2 separate regions of the Homo sapiens genome follow, and region 2 is linked to region 1. A link is an interaction called in ENCODE POLR2A ChIA-PET data of the cell type or tissue named here. Cell type or tissue: B cell. All regions are shown on one strand. Links, peaks and the distances in the headings refer to the core of each region. The heading gives the core; the rest is flanking DNA.

Region 1 (4,405 bases), core at 105-4,104:
ATGTGCAGCATAATGATGTTCTTTGGTCAATAGTGGACTGCATTTACGATGGTGGTCCCATAAGATTGTAATACTGTATTTTTACTGTATTTTATGTTCTATGTTTAGATACACAAATACTAAACAGTTATGTTACAGTTGTGTGTGGTATTCAGTACAATAACATGCTTTACAGGAGCATGTTGTAGCCTAGGAACAATAGGCTATACCAAGTAGCCTAGGTGTGTAAGTAGGCTCTACCATCTAGGTTTGTTTGAGTACACTTTGTGATGTTTGCACAGTGACCAAATTGCCTAAGAATGCATCTCTCAGAATGTACATCCATGCTTAAGTGATGTATGACTGTAAAACTAGTACTTTCAGAGCACCATTTATTGGGGAGGAGAGGGGTAATTCCCAATTTATTGTTGGTTTGTGAAGGTGGGTAAAAGGCTTCACAGAGTTGGAATTAATTGCCTTTTGTTTGCTACTGACTCACTAAATACTTTACACACAGACACACACACACATAGAATCACAATTGCAATTGTAATTATGCATATATAAAGAGGCAGGATATGATAAAGTTTGAAAGTGTAAGCCTTGAAGTAAAATTGACAGGGTTCAGATTTAGCTGTGTGAGCACTAGGCAAGTGGAATTAGTAATTACCATCTTCAAAGAGGTTTAGGGTTGATATTACATAATTCATGTAAAGTCCTTAGCTTTCTGGCATACAATGCTGAGTAAAGTAAGTGTTACCTGTTAGAGTAATAATAGTTATTATTACCATTGTTTAATTATTCTTTCTACATTAACTTGAGATTTTCACCTGTGAGTGATTTGCAGTTGTATACTTTTGCTAATGTCCCATTTTAAGCCATGCCGATAAAGACAAGGTTGTTATAGAGGAAGTGAGAGGTAGGCATCAAAGTGTGCCTTCTCTGATTCTAGCAGCAGAATCTTATAACCAGGTTAAATATTTCAGGAATGCATTCCCAGCACTGTCAGCAGATGAGTAGATACACTTGGGAATGAGTACATTTTAATGAAGTTATTTCCCAGCCAGTGCATTGGTTTGTCTTTGTTATAACATGCTGAATTTCTTCACTCTCCTTTCAATTTTTGACTGTGAGGCCATGTGGTGACTATTAGTAGAGAGAAGAAGGTGAGTGGCTATGCGTATTTGTAATGTACGTATAAACCCAAGATGAGAGTGAGGAGTGGCTGGTAGGTAGCTAGATTGAGGCGGGTGGAATATAATCTTTTCATTGGATAGTCTGAGTTGGGAATTTCCCAAACAGCATTTCCTTTTGCTCTTTTCCTCTCCACACTTTGTTTTGTATATGTCTGTGCTGGTATGGTGTTAAAGTTATCAGTTCCCCCTCTTTAATTTTCTTTCTACCACCAACCTCCTCCTAGCACAAACACGGATTTTAAGCTTATAAGCAAATTTGTCAAAGACAGCTAGTAAAAATAATTTTAGGTTCATTTGAGGAGGGGTACTAGTATGAAATTGTAAGTTTTTCATTTATGCTTGAAAAATACAGCAATTTGGAAAGTGAGGGAGGGGAAGTCACCCATAATCTTATTACCATTATATAATTATTAGTATTAAAGACAGATGACGTTAATTAAGCATCTACTATATTCTTTTAATAATCCTGTGATGTATATATTCCCACTTTACATGTGAGGAAACACATCCACTTAATAATGGAGTAGCCAAGTTTGAACCTAGGTATATCTTGAGAAGGTCTAGAGAGGAGACCTTTCTGTTCTACCTTCCTGTTCTTCTTACATATATATCCTTTTACCTAGTTGTTACACAATTTGTAAGTTTCATCTCCTAGTTTTAAAACTTAGCATTATAAAAACATTTTTCTCCCCCCCCTTATTTCAAGTGGTGTCGTATTGCTCTCATTGTCTATTCATACCACCATATAAAGGCTCTTTGTCTTGGCTGCTGGACATTGGTACAATGATGTTGACCAAAATGGATGCTGCCCTTTACTGAGTGACTAAGATGAAAAAAATCAGGCTTAATCAGAACTAATACTTTATGGGATTTGGATTGCTACAGGTTTAATCATGCTATCTATCCTTGCTGGTGGGACATTTGACTTAGAATTGTATATAAGTAAAATATAGATGAAAAATTGTATAATTTATAGCTATCTGAAAACAACTTTTTTTTAATATTTGAACACTTTGAAATGCCTTACACTTCCTTGTTAAAAATCTTAAAGGGATATTAAAATTAAATGGCACTTAATTACTATTAGTAATTCCTAATATAATATTTAATTCATAAAAGAAAAAAGCTTAATGTTGAATTCTGGCACTCATCGGGAAGATGACATTATATGTTAAGAGATAATTTGTGGGGCATAGTAACTATAGTTAATATTGCATACTTGAAAGTTGCTAGGAGAGTACATTTTAAGTGTTCACACCACAAAATATAACTATGTGAGGTAATGCATGTGTTAATTAGCTAGATTTAACCATTGCATAATTTATATGTATTTCAAAATGTGTTGTACACCATAAATATATACAATTTGTATTTATCAGTTTAAGAAGAAGAAGAAGAAAAAGGTAATTTGTGGGCATTTATAAATAGATTGTATAGGTCAGCACTGCCCAATAGAAATATAAGTTGAGCCACAAATGCAATTTTAGATTTTCTATAGCCACATCAAAAAATAAAATAAATAGGTGAAATTTTATTAATGGATTTTTATTTAACCCAGTATCTAAATACTATTATTTCATCATATAAACATGATTGAACTATTTTACATTTTTTCTTTTTTTAACCATGTTAAGTCTTCAAAATCTGTTAGTATTACATACTTAAAGCACATCTCAATTCAGACTAGCCAGAGTTCAGGTATTCAGTAGCCACATGAAGTTACTGTATTGGACAGTGCAATTACAGATAGTAAGTCCTATGGGGTATAGGGAAAGAATAACATAGAAATTGAACTGAACCGTAAAGGATAGCTGAGAACAGAAAATGCTTGAGAAGAATATTCCCATAAAGAAGTGATAGGAATTAAAACAGCAAATACAGTTTGATACCAGGTAATAGAGTGGCTTGAATCCAGTTTAGGGAATTTGGTTTGGGTGTGTATATGTGTGTGTGTGTGTGTATGTGTGTGTGTGTGTGTGTGTGTGTGTGTGTGAGAGAGAGATTGGAAATATATATTGGAGGGTGCCTAATTCGTGTCTCATACATGAGCACTTGATAAATACTGAATTAACTGGGTGCATTGGCTCATGCCTGTAGTCCCAGCACTATGGGAGGCTGAGGTCGGCAGATCGCCTGAGGTCAGGAGTTTGAGACCAGCTTGGCCAATATGATGAAATATCCCGTCTCTACTGAAAATACAAAAATTAGCTGGGCATGGTGGTGTGCACCTATAATGCCACCTACTTGGGAGGCTGAGGCGGGAGAATTGCTTAAACATGAGAGGCGGAGGTTGCAGTAAGCCAAGATCATGCCACTGCATCCCCACCTGGGCGACAGAGTGAGACTCAGTCTCCAAAAAACAAAAGAAAAAAGATAAATATTGAATTAATATTTAGAGAGAATTAATATGACACTACAGAAAATGCTGGAAAAAACATCCTAACAAAGCCTAGTCGATCTTCAAAAGGGAAAGTGTTTCATTTAGGGAATATTGATGTTCTGTGATTAACAATATGATGGAGATTGATAAAGAAGGATGAGAATTGAGAAAAGGTTTTTAGATTTAGCTATTAATTGGTTACTTGTTTTTAAGTATTTTTTTTAGGTATAACATACAGTGAAGTGCACAAATCTTAAGTACAACTCAGTGAATTTATACATATAAGTATACCTAGGTAACTCCCAGGTAGTGGGAGGTACTGGGTTACACCTGGGGAGAAGAGGATGTAAAAAAAGCACAGACATGAGAATTGTGGAATGCAAGCATTTTCCGTGATTAGAGCCTATTTTAAATGAAATACCCAGATAGAGATGTAGAATATTTTTCTTCACTGATTAAAGGTGCCTTGTGCTCCCTCCTATTAATTTCTCCCTACAGAAGTAACCACTATTTTAACCTCTAACCTCTATCACCATAAATTAGTTTTTGCTTGTTTCTTTTTCTTTTCCTTCCTTTTTTTTTCTTTTGAGACAGGGTCTCAGTCTGTCACCCTAGCTGGAGTGCATTGGCGCAATCTCAGCTCACTGCAGCCTTCACCTCCCAGGCTCAAGCGATCCTCCTCCTTCAGCTTCCTGAGTACCTGGAACTACAGGTGCATGCCATCATGCCTGGCTGATTTTTTTTTTTTTTCTTTCGGTAGTAGAGATAGGGTTTTACCATGTTGCCCGGGCTGGAGTTTTTGTTTCTAAACTTCTTATGGCATATTTGTCCTCCCTCCCAAGGGTAGTGA
Region 2 (4,405 bases), core at 192-4,191, 58 kb before region 1:
GTCTAAGCCTGGGTCCTCACTGAGAAGCTCATCACATTCCATCACCGCCCCCTCACCCATCCCCATGAAGACCCCTACCGACACTCTTTGCTAAATGTCTAATTGTTTATGTGGCTGTCACCTGCACTAGATTGTCAGCTTCATGAGGGCAGGAACTGTGGTTCTTTTTTTTTTTTTGAGATGGAGTCTCGCTTTCTTGCCCAGGCTAGAGTGCAGTGGCGAGATCTTGGCTCACTGCAACCTCTGCCTCCTGGGTGCAAGCGATTCTCCTGCCTCAGCCTCCCAAGTAGCTGGGATTACAGGTGCATGCCAACACACTCAGCTAATTTTTTGTGTTTTTGTAGAGGCAGGGTTTCACCCTGTTGACCAGCCTGGTCTTGAACTCTTGACCTTAGGTGATCCGCCCACCTCGGCCTCCTAAAGTGCTGGGATTACAGGCAGGAGCCACCACACCCAGCCTTGTTTTGTTTTTTTAACACAACCCCAGCATCTAACCCACACAATACTTCGCTGTGGACAATGTTAATGCAACAAATAAAGCACCTTCTCCACTCCACTGTGCTAAATTTGACTTAACTGACATTCAACCTTATACTTCTTCCATAGTAGAATAAAATACAATAAAACATTAGAGGTATGGAAACGCAAAGCAGCCAGGGCAGACTTGGACACCATGTGACAGAAAGCATTAGCTAAGCAGCCAGGACCACTCTGGGGTCTTGCCTGTTTTGTCACCATGAGCAGCACGCTCAGTAACTCAGTGGTTCACGTGGATCAAATTTGGAAAATGCCATGATTAATGAGAGTGCAAAACCAATTAATAAGATGAGAAATTTATTTTGAAACATATAAGGAAAATACTAAACTATGCAAAACCATAATAGCTAACCTTTAGTGGGGACTTACTATGTGCTAGAGGCTTACTACTATATGCTCTTTACAAATATTAACATGTTTAATTTTCATAATAGCTCCATAAGATAATTCTTAAGTGAGTTAACATTTAAGGAGTAAAGTAGATGAGCATATAGTAAGCACTATGTACATGTTAGTCATTTCTTTTTTTTTTTTTTTTTTTTGAGACAGAGACTCGCTCTGTTGCCCAGGCTGGAATACAGTGGCACGATCTCAGTTCACTGCAATCTCCACTTCCCAGGTTCAAGCTATTTTCCTGCCTCAGCCTCCTGAGTAGTTGGGACTAGAGGCGTGCACCACCATGCTGAGCTAACTTTTTGTATTTTTAGTAGCGATGGGGTTTCACCATGTTGGCCAGGCTGGTCTCGAACTCCTGACCTCAGGTCATCTGCCTGCCTTGGCCTCCCAAAGTGCTGGGATTACGGGCGTGAGCCACCGCACCTGGTCCACGTTAGCTATTTCTATTCTTATGATCATTTTATGGAGGAGAAACCAAGTGGCAATGGGATGAATATAAATAAATTGCCTTAGTAATTTGGTAGGTGGTAAAATTGAGAAGTGAAGCCAAGTCATCCAATTCTAGAGTCCAGACTCTTAACCATTACATTAGAAGGTGACCAAATCCCCTATTCCACTGTAGGTAAAGTCAGTTTAGCTATTTCATTTGAAACAAGATAATAGTGTTTACACAAGAGAACCTGTGACCATTTGGTACCTGTAAAATCCACAGCCATAGGAAAGTAATGTTGTTAACCAAAGCAAAAAGTGCGGGTTGTAGGACAGAGGAAATCAAACTGTGGTTTAAAACATTCACCTGTGGGAAGTCTGTGCTAGTGCAGCAGTTTCCAAACCAGAAACATTGGCATGGGTAGTAAAGGGTGTGTGTGTGTCCAAAGGGAGCAGAGTCACCAAACATAAAGTCAAGTTCAGGGCATTAAAAAGAAATGATTGCGTTTCTGTCATTGTCATTTTTAAAAGAAAGATACGGAGAAGAGAAAACGTGAGAGAAATTGCTGAATGCTAGGCACTTTACTGGGTTCTTAACAAATTTTAGCTCATAAAATCATGGTGGCCACCTGGAAAGTACTTATCATTATCGTACTTTTGAAGAGAAGAAAACTGAGGTTCAATGACTTGCCCATAGTTTCCTAGTTTGTAAGTGGCAGGACTGAGATTTGAAACTAGGCCAGCCCAGTTCGGAGAACTACATTCTCTCCCTGATGCCAGACTGCGGGTAACCAAACTTTCCTCCCAGTCACATTCTTCTTCTTCTTATCAGAGCAATGGGAACCCCCTTGTAGTTCTTACTTTTAAAAGAATATTACATTGCTCCTATTCTTCCCTTTTTTTTTTTTTTTTGGTAGCAGAATATTAAGGACTTATAAAAGGGGTAAAAGAACAAAATCACTAAATTAAAAAAACCCTTCTGGGCGCAGTGGCTCAGGCCAGGCACTGTGGCTCATGCTTGTAATCCCAGCACTGTGGGAGGCTGAGGCAGGCAGATCACCTGAGGTCAGGAGTTCAAGACTGGCCTGACCAACATGGAGAAACCCCGTCTCTACTATTAATACAAAAAAAAAAAATTAGCTGGGCATGGTGGCGCATGCCTGTAATCCCAGCTACTCGGGAGGCTGAGGCAGGAGAATCGCTTGAACCTGGGAGGTGGAGGTTGCAGTGAGCCGAGATCATGCCATTGCACTCCAGCCTGGGTGACAAGACTGAAACTCTGCCTCAAAAACAAACAAACAAACAAACAAACAAACCCTCAAATATCATTGTCCCGCAATGGTTAATAAGGATAGTTTCACCACTTAGCCTTAAATGAGAAAAATAAAAACAATGTCCTCTGTTGCCCCATAAACTAAATGTATTCTTTAAAAATGACTTTTTAAAAAAATAATTTCAACTTTTATTTTACATTTGGGGGTACATGTGCAGGTTTGTTACTTGGGTATACTATGTGATGCTGAGGTTTGGGGTACAATTGATCCCATCAACCAGATAGTGAACATCGTTTCCAATAGTTAGTTTTGCAGCCCTTGCCCCCTCCCTCCTACCTCCGTCTAGTAATCCCCGGTGTCTATTGTTACCATCTTCATGTCCATGTGTACCTAAAGTTTAGCTCCCACTTATAAGTGAGAACATGAGGTATTTGGTTTTCTGTTCCTGTGTGAATTTACTTAGGATAATGGCCTCCAGCTGCATCCATGTTGCTGCAAAGAACGTGATTTCATTCTTTTTTATGGGTGTGTAGTATTCCATGGTGCATATGTACCAAATTTTCTTTAGCCAATTTACTTTTGATGGGCACTAGGTTGATTCTATGTCTTTGCTATTGTGAATAGTGCTGAAATCAACATATAAGTGCGTGTATCTTTTTGGTAAAATGAATTATTTTCTTTTGGATATATACCCAGCGATGGGATTATTGGGTCGAACGGTAGTTTTGTTTTAAGTTCTTTGAGAAATCTCCAATCTGGTTTGCACAGTGACTGAACTAATTTACATTCCCACCAGCAGTGTATAAGCATTCCCTTTTCTCCCCAGCCTCACCAGCGTCTGTTGTTTTTTGACTTTTTAATAATAATAAAAGGAATTTTATTCTAAGATTTTTTTTCTCCTACCTACCTGGTGTTAAAATACCTTTATTTTATGAAAAGGTGACGGCAACCAGTAATTTCTTTTTAATGTCTTAACCTGGCAATTATGTGTTTGCCCTGCCCCCTCCAAAGCCTCCCCCTGTCAACCTTCCTACCTCCTGCAAAATGTTATTGTTATCTCTCTAGGAAGTACTGCATGAATGCATGTTTGTGTGTGTGTGTGTGTGTGTGTGTGTGTGTGTACAAAGTTTGTCTATTTTTGCCCTAGATTCTCCTCCTCTTTTTGTTATTGCTTCTAATATCTGATGAAATATAATGAAATTTGTCAATGTCTTTGTGATTGCAACTGTATCCTGAACAGGCAGGATTTTTGCAAACAGAGATATTGACAACACAGTTACTCTCTGAAATATTTTCCCTGAAAAGAGTGACAATGCTGCCTGCTGAGGTCTCTTACACCAAACATGCTTCTGAATTACACACAGTCATGATTATAAAAGTGAAACTGACTCCATAACATATTAGCTCTTTTGTGGAAAGTGACTTTCTAATATCAGAAGAGCGTATTGAATAGAATTGAGGCAAAATTATTCTTGTGCCATATATAGAGAACTTTAAGCAAAAATAATTTTTTTCTAAGTTTATTTAGTAAGCTTCTTAAAATGAGATCCTCAGGTATAGTCATTAATTCCTATAGTGTAATTTTAAAACCAAAAAGAGCTTCTATTCTCCAAATATCTCTCTGCCAACCTATAACAAAACACAGTGCAGGGATCTGCCAACAGCAGGATTCCCAGGTTGTTTTGCCTTTTCAGGGGTGACTTTCCTCTGACATTATCTGGGGCCCAGGTTCTCTGCCCCTGGGCTCATAATCCTGTTCCCTGCCTTTC

Evidence for each region. Peaks named below come from ENCODE experiments on the same cell type or tissue, not always from the same donor. Only the 100,000 strongest peaks of a DNase experiment are listed, where the experiment ranks them.
Region 2: POLR2A ChIA-PET joins it to region 1 with 5 read pairs; 9 of 35 experiments call an interaction of 5 or more read pairs at or near these places.

What each region holds. Positions count from the first base shown.
Region 1 is chr1:91,012,215-91,016,619 of GRCh38, reverse strand. All of the region lies in intron 1 of ZNF644 (zinc finger protein 644), which reads left to right. Among named protein-coding and RNA genes, the nearest start is that of ZNF644, 7.6 kb to the left of the region's middle. In B cell, for the core only: no CTCF peak of the experiment used is centred there; no DNase peak of the experiment used is centred there; H3K27ac peaks cover 1,124 bases.
Region 2 is chr1:91,070,773-91,075,177 of GRCh38, reverse strand. No RefSeq gene overlaps it. Among named protein-coding and RNA genes, the nearest start is that of ZNF644, 51 kb to the right of the region's middle. In B cell, for the core only: no CTCF peak of the experiment used is centred there; no DNase peak of the experiment used is centred there.